2 separate regions of the Homo sapiens genome follow, and region 2 is linked to region 1. The links are chromatin loops, found by intact Hi-C in ENCODE. Cell type or tissue: body of pancreas. All regions are shown on one strand. Each heading gives the region's core, and the rest is flanking DNA. Links, peaks and the distances in the headings are about the cores only. Region 1 has its middle 6.9 kb from the start of SRRM3. Region 2 overlaps SRRM3 (serine/arginine repetitive matrix 3).

Evidence for each region. A loop is a pair of places that touch in the nucleus more often than their neighbours do. Peaks named below come from ENCODE experiments on the same cell type or tissue, not always from the same donor. Only the 100,000 strongest peaks of a DNase experiment are listed, where the experiment ranks them.
Region 2: a loop joins it to region 1, with 1.9 times the contacts of the local background. A loop is called at or near these places in 4 of 110 quality-filtered maps.

The regions. Positions count from the first base shown.
Region 1 is chr7:76,192,776-76,197,160 of GRCh38, reverse strand. No RefSeq gene overlaps it. Among named protein-coding and RNA genes, the nearest start is that of SRRM3, 6.9 kb to the left of the region's middle. In body of pancreas, for the core only: no CTCF peak of the experiment used is centred there; no DNase peak of the experiment used is centred there.
Region 2 is chr7:76,244,963-76,249,347 of GRCh38, reverse strand. SRRM3 (serine/arginine repetitive matrix 3) reads right to left here. Exons shown (of 15, transcript NM_001110199.3): 3 at 1,059-1,160. Among named protein-coding and RNA genes, the nearest start is that of SRRM3, 45 kb to the right of the region's middle. In body of pancreas, for the core only: no CTCF peak of the experiment used is centred there; a DNase peak (open chromatin) is centred at 2,307.

The DNA.
Region 1 (4,385 bases), core at 86-4,085:
CCCTTCGCGCTCCCTTCTCCTGGCTCATAGGGATACACTCTGTCTTGGTTTCCCCACCCAGCCTGCTAATTTCCCCAAAACGCGCTCCTCCCCTTGTGCGACTTGTTTCAAAAAACAGCACCGCCATCTGTGCTGGCTTTTCTCTGTGTGATCCTCTGGCTCCGGCTCTGCCCTGCTCTAGGCCTTGGAGGGAGGCTGGCCTCTGTGGTCCGATTACCCAGGCTCCCTCGCTCTTGGTGTCCGGTTGGGTTCATCTAAGGGGAGGCATCACCAGGAGAAGCCAGATCCAGGAGAAGGGGAGAAGAGATAAGTTAGGGATTTATTCCCCTACTGAGTTCCTCTCCTGCCCCTCTTCTCCACCTCCTGTTCTTCTGGCCAAGTTCTGGCTTTCAGCCTCCTCCCTACAGCCTAGGAGTGGTAACGGCTTCCCAGTAATTTAAGTCCTCGGCCGCTTCTCTATGTCTTGTTGGTTCATTCTCATATCCTCATCTGCACCTGTGTGCAGGGTCCCTTCATCAAGCTCTCGTCAATGGGACCTTTGTACAGGGATGTCTGTTTCATTCTAGATCCCTGACCCAAGAAACTTCCCTGCCCCAAGTCCGGTCTCTAAGTCAGAGACCTGTGAGTCTGTGGGATTCTCCAGTTCCTCCCTTCGCCCTTTAGACCTTCCATCTCCTGGGACTGTCCCCACTTCTTTTTTTTTTTTTTTTTTTTTTTGAGATGGAGTTTCTTTCTTCCTTTTTTTTTGAGATGGAGTTTCACTCTTTCTCCCAGACTGGAGTGCTGTGGCATGATCTTAGCTCACTGCATCCTCTTCCTCCCGTGTTCAAGCGATTCTCCTGCCTCAGCCTCCTGAGTAGCTGGGACTACAGGTACCCACCACCACGCCCGGCTAATTTTTAATTTTTGCATTTTTAGTAGAGATGGGGTTTCACTATGTTGGCCAGGCTGATCTCGAACTCCTGACCTCAGGTGATCTGCCCGCCTCGGCCTCCCAAAGTGCTGGGATTACAGGCGTGAGCCACCGCGCCCAGCCCTGTCCCCATTTCTGCAGCCTCAGAATGTCTGCCTGGGCCAGGCCTTGATACCAGACCCCTGCCCTGTGTCCTCCCCCTCCCCAGTCACTCTCCCTCTGAACAGGCAATCTCTGCTCAGATGGCACTTGGTCAATGAACCTTTTAAAGACATCTGCATATAAAACAGTGTCTCACCAGCCTGGACAACATAGTGAGTATCCGTTTCTTTAAAAAAAATAAAATAAAAATGAGCTGGGCTTGGTGGTGTACAGCTGTAGTCCAAGCTACTCAGAGGCAGAGGCAGGAGGATCGCTTGATCCAGGAGGTTGAGGCTGCAGTGAGCTGTGATCCTGCCACTGCACTCCAGCCTGGGCGACAAACTGAAACTTTGTCTCTGAAAATAAAAAATAAAATAAATAAAACAGTGTCTCCCTGTCCAGCACTAGTTTCCCCTCTTTCTTTATTTAAAATTGTGGTAGCCTGGCCAACATGGTGAAACCCCGTTTAGCTGGGAGGTATTACTGGAGGGAGAGTCTCAAGCCAGGCACAAAAGGTGGGGAGGATGTGGCTGACTCCATGGGATGAGTGGGATCTGGAATCAGACCCAGGACCTGAGCCAGATTTGCTGCTTTGTAGCCATGTGGACTTGGGAAAGTCTCCTGGAGCCTCAGTTTCTTCATCTGTAAAATGGGGCTAATAACACTTGTCTCTGAGGGTTGCTATGAGTTCTATTGTTAGAAATCTTCTCTGTTGGGCATGGTGGCTCACGCCTGTGATCCCAGCACTTTGGGAAGCTGTGGCTGGTGGATCACCTGAGGTCAAGAGTTCGAGACCAGCCTGGCCAACATGATGAAACCCCATTTCTACTAAAAATACAAAATGTAGCTGGGTCTGGTGGCATGTGCCTGTAATCCCAGCTACTCGGGAGGCTGAGGTAGGAGAATCACTTGAATCTGGGAGGTGGAGGTTGCAGTGAGCTGAGATCGCACCACTGCACTCCAGCCTGGGAGACAGAGGGGGACTTGATCTCAAAAAAAAAAAAAAAAAGAAAGAAAGAAATTTCATGGTTATAGCCTAGAGGGATTTGATGATGCATGTGGTGCCTTTTATCTGGAGAATGACAAAACCTTGGCTGGATATGGGGTCTCACGCCTATAATCCCAGCACTTTGGGAGGCCAAGGCAGGAGGAATGCTTGAAACCAGGAGTTCAAGACCAGCCTGGGAAACATGGCAAAACCCCATCTCTACAAAAAATACAAAAATTAAGGCCGGGCACGGTGGCTCACACCTGTAATCCCAGCACTTTGGGAGGCCAAGGCGGGCGGATCACAAGGTCAGGAGTTCGAGACCAGCCTGACCAACATGGTGAAACCCCATCTCTACTAAAAATACAAAAATTAGCCGGGCATGGTGGCAGGCACCTGTAATCCCAACTATTCAGGAGGCTGAGGCAGGAGAATCACTTGAACCCAGGAGGCGGAGGTTGCAATGAGCCTAGATAGCGCCACTGCACTCCAGCCTGGGTGACAGAGCAAGACTGTCTCAAAAAAAAAAAAAAAAAAGAAAAGAAAAAAAAATTAGCCAAGCATGATGGCAGGCACCTGTGGTCCCAGCTACTTGGGAGGCTGAGCTGGGAGGATCACTTGAGCCCAGGAGGTTGAGGCTGTAGTGAGCTGAGATCACATCACTGCACTCCAGCCTGGGCAACAGAGCGAGGTCCCGTCTCAAACAAAACAAAACAAAAAACAAAACCTGGTCGCTCTGCTGTCCCAATACCTTAAATACCCACTCTTTTCTGCTGGCCCAATCCATCAACATTCCCATGCTATCGGCCTCCTTTTTCTCTCCTCACTCCCTCCGGCACCTCCCTGATGCACCCCCCATGTCCAGCACTTTGCTGGATCATACTGGGGGACCCCTGTGGACCATGCAGCCTCCTTCTCTTCTCTTTGTGCCCCTCTGCCTAGCCCATCCAGATCTCTTTCTCTCCATCTCCCTCCCCTCCCCCAGCACATCTCCCTCTCTGTCTGCAGAGCCTGGGAAATTGAGGAGTCCCTTGTGGCAGGGCTGACCTTGAAGCAGATCTTTAATAAAAAATGAGCAGAGGCAGCAGCCTCCCCTGCTCGCCCCTCCTCCCTCCCAGCCTTCTACTCTCCTCGCCATTGCTCGTAAATCCACCATCAGGGGCCATTGCTCTGGGGTAAGCATTGCCCTCATTAGGGTCTTTTAAAAGCTGCGCATTCTTGGGACGTGGGGATGTGAAGGAAGAAAGCTTTTGTTGAGATCTGGGGATGTGATGTAGAAGGGGAGGGGGCTACACTTTGAGGCTGTGGCCTCTGCTGCTTCTGCCTAGAGCTTCACATGTGCCCCCCGGCCCTAGGACCCCCTCTCACCACCAAGGTGTTACACAGTCCTAATGGTCCAGCCACCATCCCAGCCTGAGGTCATCCTAGTCTGGGAAGGGATGGCTGTCAGCAGTAGCCTATGCCTCACCCACTTGGAGGAGCTTCAAATCAAGTCTCCTGCAGATCCAGGTCTGCTCTCAGCCTGAGCCCAGGAGTGACAGTGACGCACATCTTTGAAAAGTGCAGTAATCTGGCTGAGCACGGTGGCTCACACATGTAATTCCAGCACTTTGGGAGGCTAAGGTGGAAGGATCACTTGAGCCAAGGAGTTCGAGACCAGCCTAGGCGACATAGTGAGACCCTGTCTCTACTAAAAAAAATAAAAATTAGCTGAGTGCAGTGCACACACCTTCAAGCTACTTGGAAGGCTGGGGCAGGAGGATCCCTTGAGGCCAGCAGTTCGAGGTTGCTGTGAGCTATGATTGCATAACTGCACTCCAGCCAGGGTGACAGAGTAAGACCCTGTCTCTAAAAATAAATAAATAAGGCTGGGTGCGGTGGCTTATGCCTGTAATCCCAGCACTTTGGGAGGTCGAGGCGGGCTGATCATTTGAGGCCAGGAGTTCGAGACCAGCCTGGCCAACATGGCGAAACCCCGTCTCTACCGAAATTACAAAAATTAGCTGGGCGTGGTGGTGCCTGTAATCCCAGCTACTCAGGAGGCTGAGGCAAGAGAATCACTTGAACCTGGGAGGCGGAATTTGCAGTGAGCTGAATCAGGCCACTGCACTCCAGCCTGGGCTAAAAATGAGACCCTGTCTCAAAAATAAATAAATAAATAATAAAAATAAAATTTAAAAATGGAAACTGCTGTATTCCAGTGATTGTACTTCCTGCTGATTACCTCTAATCCCACAATGAGACCGTGAGCAAAGGACCAGCGTCCCATCTTACAGATGAGAACACTGAGGATCAGGGCGGTTCAGAGCTTGGCCACAGCCATTCAGTCCATAAGCATCCTGG
Region 2 (4,385 bases), core at 169-4,168, 52 kb before region 1:
AGTGCAGTGGCGCGGCTCACTGCAACCTCCGCCTTCCAGGTTCAAGTGATTCTCGTGTCTCAGCTCCCTGAGTAGCTGGGATTACAGGCCCAGGCCACCATGCCTGGCTAATTTTTGTGTATTTTGTAGAGATTGAGTTTCACCATGTTGCTCAGGGTGGTCTCGAACTCCTGAGCTCAAGCAATCCTCCCACCTTGGCCTCCCAAAGTACTAGGATTACAGGTGTGAGCCACCATGCCCAGTCTTACACCCTCTTTAGCCACCAAGCCATTGGTCATGGTAGCAGTGGGATTTGGTGTGTGGGCTCTTACATCCCAGAGTGTGTGCTTACTCTGAATTTTATTTGATTTTATTCTATTTTATTTTTTGAGATGGAATCTCGCTCTGTTGACCAGGCTGGAGTACAGTGGCAGGATCTCGGCTCACTGCAACCTCTGCCTTCCGGGTTCAAGCGATTCTCCTGCCTCAGCCTCCCAAGTAGCTGGGATTACAGGCATGTGCCACTATGCCCGGATAACTTTTCTATTTTTAGTAGAGACAGGGTTTCGACGTGTTGGCCAAGGCTGGTCTCGAACTCCTGACCTCAAGCGATCTGCCTGACTTGGCCTCCCGAAGTGCTGGGATTACAGGCTTGAGCCACTGTACCCTGCCCAAATTTCATTTCTATAGGAGGGAATCATCAGGGCTTGCCTGGGGTCACTTTGTCGGCCAGAGACAATGTTGGGTTCAGGGCATATCTGAGGTCTTCCGATTTGCAGCTCAGAATCCCCTGAGCTGAGATCTGGGCTGCCTTCCCCATGCCTCCCACTGCTGAGCCATAGGTAGGACCCAGGGAGGGTAGGAGGAGGCCCTTGGTGATGTCCAGATGTCCGTGGGCCAGGCCAGCATTTCCAGTGGGCAGAGACCATGCTCTCCTCTCCTTCTCCTTATCTTCTTCCTCTCCACCCCCTCACCTGAGCCCCAACCAGACCAAGCCACCTGGACAGGCCCCTTTAGTACCCAGCTGCTGCCTGAGCCTGCACCCCCTCTCCCTCATCCCCACACAGGTAAGCACTCACATGTGGCCCCCAGGCCGGTCCTCCCTGGTGAGCACTCCCTCCTTCTCCATCAGCATCTGCCGGAATGTCCCCACTTTCTGCCGAATCTCCTCCTCCGAATACCTGCAGGGGCACAGAGAGGGTGAAGGGGCTGGTCTCCCAGATTTGGTTCCCTCTTTCCTGCCCCGCACTCAGCCCAGCCCCGCCAACCCCTGGGTCACAAGTGCACACTCCGGCTTGCAATAACCTGTCCAAGGTCACAGATCAAGCCAGGTCTTCAGCACTGAGGAAGCTCAAGTTCACTGTACACAAGCCTGGCCAGGCGCAGTGGCTCTCGCCTGTAATCCCAGCACTTTGGGTGTCCGAGGCAGGCAGATCACCTGAGCTCAGGAGTGCGAAACCAGCCTGGCCAACATGGCGAAACCCTGTCTCTACTAAAAATACAAAAATTAGCCGGATGTGGTGGTGGGCGCCTGCAATCCCCGCTACTCAGGAGGCTGAGGTAGGAGAATCACCTGAACCTGGGAGGCAGAGGTTGCAGTAGGCCAAGATCACGCCACTGCACACCAGCCTAGGTGACCCAGAGACTCCATCTCAAAAAACAAACAACAGCAACAAAACATTGTACACCAGCCCAATCAACCAACCAAATAACCAACAAACAGACAAAAGAAAAACTTGTTCCCAGAGGTGGGGAGAGACGACCCCCTCGCCCCTCAGGTGAGGCTGAGCCCCTCCTCCGTACCCTCCTCCACCCACCAGGGCAGGCCTCCCTCCCACATCCAGACTGCAGTCGCTCTTTCGAGAATTTTAGGGGAAGAGTGAGAATTCTGGCTTTGAAACATACACAGCCTTTTCTGCCTTCCTGGCCTCCATGACATCCCATCCTCATATAGCCATGGGAGGTCGTCAAAGCACCCCCATTTCTGCAAGGGTAAGGCTGCCAAGTGGCTTGTAGGGGGGTTATCGGGGGGCAAGGGGTAGTTTCATTGCTTCTTTCTGCTGCTGGCTTGGGGTAGGGGGTGGCTGATATCTGGGCCTCAAATGGAAGCCCCTGACGTCTCTACTCCCCTCCCTCTCCCACCCTAAGCCCAGTCTCAGTTTAGGGACCAAAGTCCGGTTATCTACTCCTTATCCCTGCTCCCACTGCTGGGGTCAGTGGTCATTCTCTCTCACTGCTCCTCTGTGACAGCCACTACCTGGCCTCCCAGTTCCTCTGGAGTCTCTCCCTCCAGCCTGTGTCCACACTGCCCCTGGAGGTCTTTGATCATGCAGCCCTGGCCCCGTGCCTGGCATACAGCAGGTGTCCAGCAGCTGTTACTGAAGGGATCCTCTGGCAACTTCGAAAGGCAGGTCACATTCCCATTTCACAGATGTAGAAGCTAAGGCAAAGTGAATTGACTTGCCCAACCTCATAGAGCTGGGAAATGGGAGGTGCCAGGATTCAAAACAGGACTGCTGCACTCTTGGGGCTCTCCTTTTCAGCACTGGCCCCCATGGCTCAGCTAAGAGGGTTGACCTAGAAAAACATGAGAGCAGGGGATGCTCAGAGGTGGTGGTCACACTTGAGGCCTCTTTGTCCAGTAGCCAGATGTCATCCCGGGGTCCCCAGCTTCTCCCAGCAAGATGCCCTGGGCATGGAGGGACACTCCCTAGGCCTCCGAGTTGGTTCAACTCAACATTTCTATACACTTGTGTACACCTATACAACTTTTCTTTTCTCTCTTTTTTTTAATTTTTATTTTTTGAGACGGAGTTTCGTTCTGTCGCCTGGCCTGGAGTGCAGTGGTGCGATCTCAGCTCACTGCAACCTCCACCTCCCGGGTTCAAGTGATTCTCCTGCCTCAGCCACCCAAATAGCTGGGATTACAGGAGCCTGCCACCATGCCTGGCTAATTTTTGTATTTTTAGTAGAGATGGGGTTTCACTATGTTGGCCAGGCTGGTCATGAACTCCTGACCTCAGATGATCTGCCCAGCTCAGCCTCCCAAAGTGCTGGGATTACAGGCGTGAGACAACGCACCCGGCCACTATACAACTTTTCTAGCCTTAGCTTCTACATCTGTGAAATGGGAACACAACCTGCCTTTCAAGATTGTCAGAGGATTCATGGAGGTGATGTCATTATAGCACTTTGCACAGTGCCTGGCTTAGAGTAGGTGCCCAATAAATGGTAATGACTAAGGCTTATTTGTCCCAAACCTTTCTCTCTGCTCTCCCTGGGCTGCAGGTCGTTGTCTAGGACAGAGAACATGGTGAGGGGGAGGTAGGGATGATTAATGGATACAAAAAATAGAATGAATAAGACCTACTGGCCAGGTGCAGTGGCTCACATCTGTAATCCCAGCACTTTGGGAGGCTGAGGTGGGCAGATCACCTGAGGTCAGGAGTTCGAGACCAGCCTGGCCAACATGGTGAAACCCTGTCTGTACCAAAAATATAAAAAAATTAGCTGAGTGTGGTGGTGCACACCTGTAATCCCAGCTACCCACGAGGCCGAGGCAGGAGAATCGCTTGAACCCGGGAGGTGGAGATTGTGGTGAGCTGAGATTGCGCCCCTGCACTCCAGCCTGGGTGACAGAGCGAGACTCCGTCTCAAAAAACAACAAAACAAAACAAACAAACAAACAAAAAACCAACAAGAAAACCTACTGTTTGATAGCCCAACAGGGTGACTACAGTGAATAATTGTATATTTTTGAATAACTTAATGTAATTGGATTATTTGTAACTCAAAGGATAAATGCTTGAGGGGATGGATACTATATTCTCCATGATGTGCTTATTTCACATTGCATGCCTGTATCAAAGCATCTCATGTACCCTATAAATATGTATAACTACTATGTATATTAAATTTTTAAAAAATTATTTTAAAAAATTTTTGGACCCAGCGAAGTTTTAAAAAATAATTTTAAAAAAATTTAAAAAGAAGACATGGTGGCAGCATGGGTCCAGCCCTCCCCACTCAGCCATCCACGAAAATGGTATGTTTTGTTTTTTCCTTTCAGAGATCCCATCTCTCTACTCCCTGCTTCCCTCTGCTCCTTCAACAAATATTTGCAGGACAGCAATTTGACAATTATCTTCAAAAGCCTTTAAAAAAAATGAACACATGCTTTGACTCATACATTAACTTTCAGGTCTACCCTGTGGAAATAATCATGGCAAAGATTTGACTCCTTGGATGTTTACAGTAAGATGGATGCCTCCCCCCATCGCAGGTTCAATGCTAGCGTTTGCATGTCCATAGCAACCCATACATCCCAACTCCTGGCAGGTGGTTCAGGCTCCAGTAATTATCTGTTGGCTGGTCTGTATCCAATGCTGGCCTGGAGTTCCCTGAGG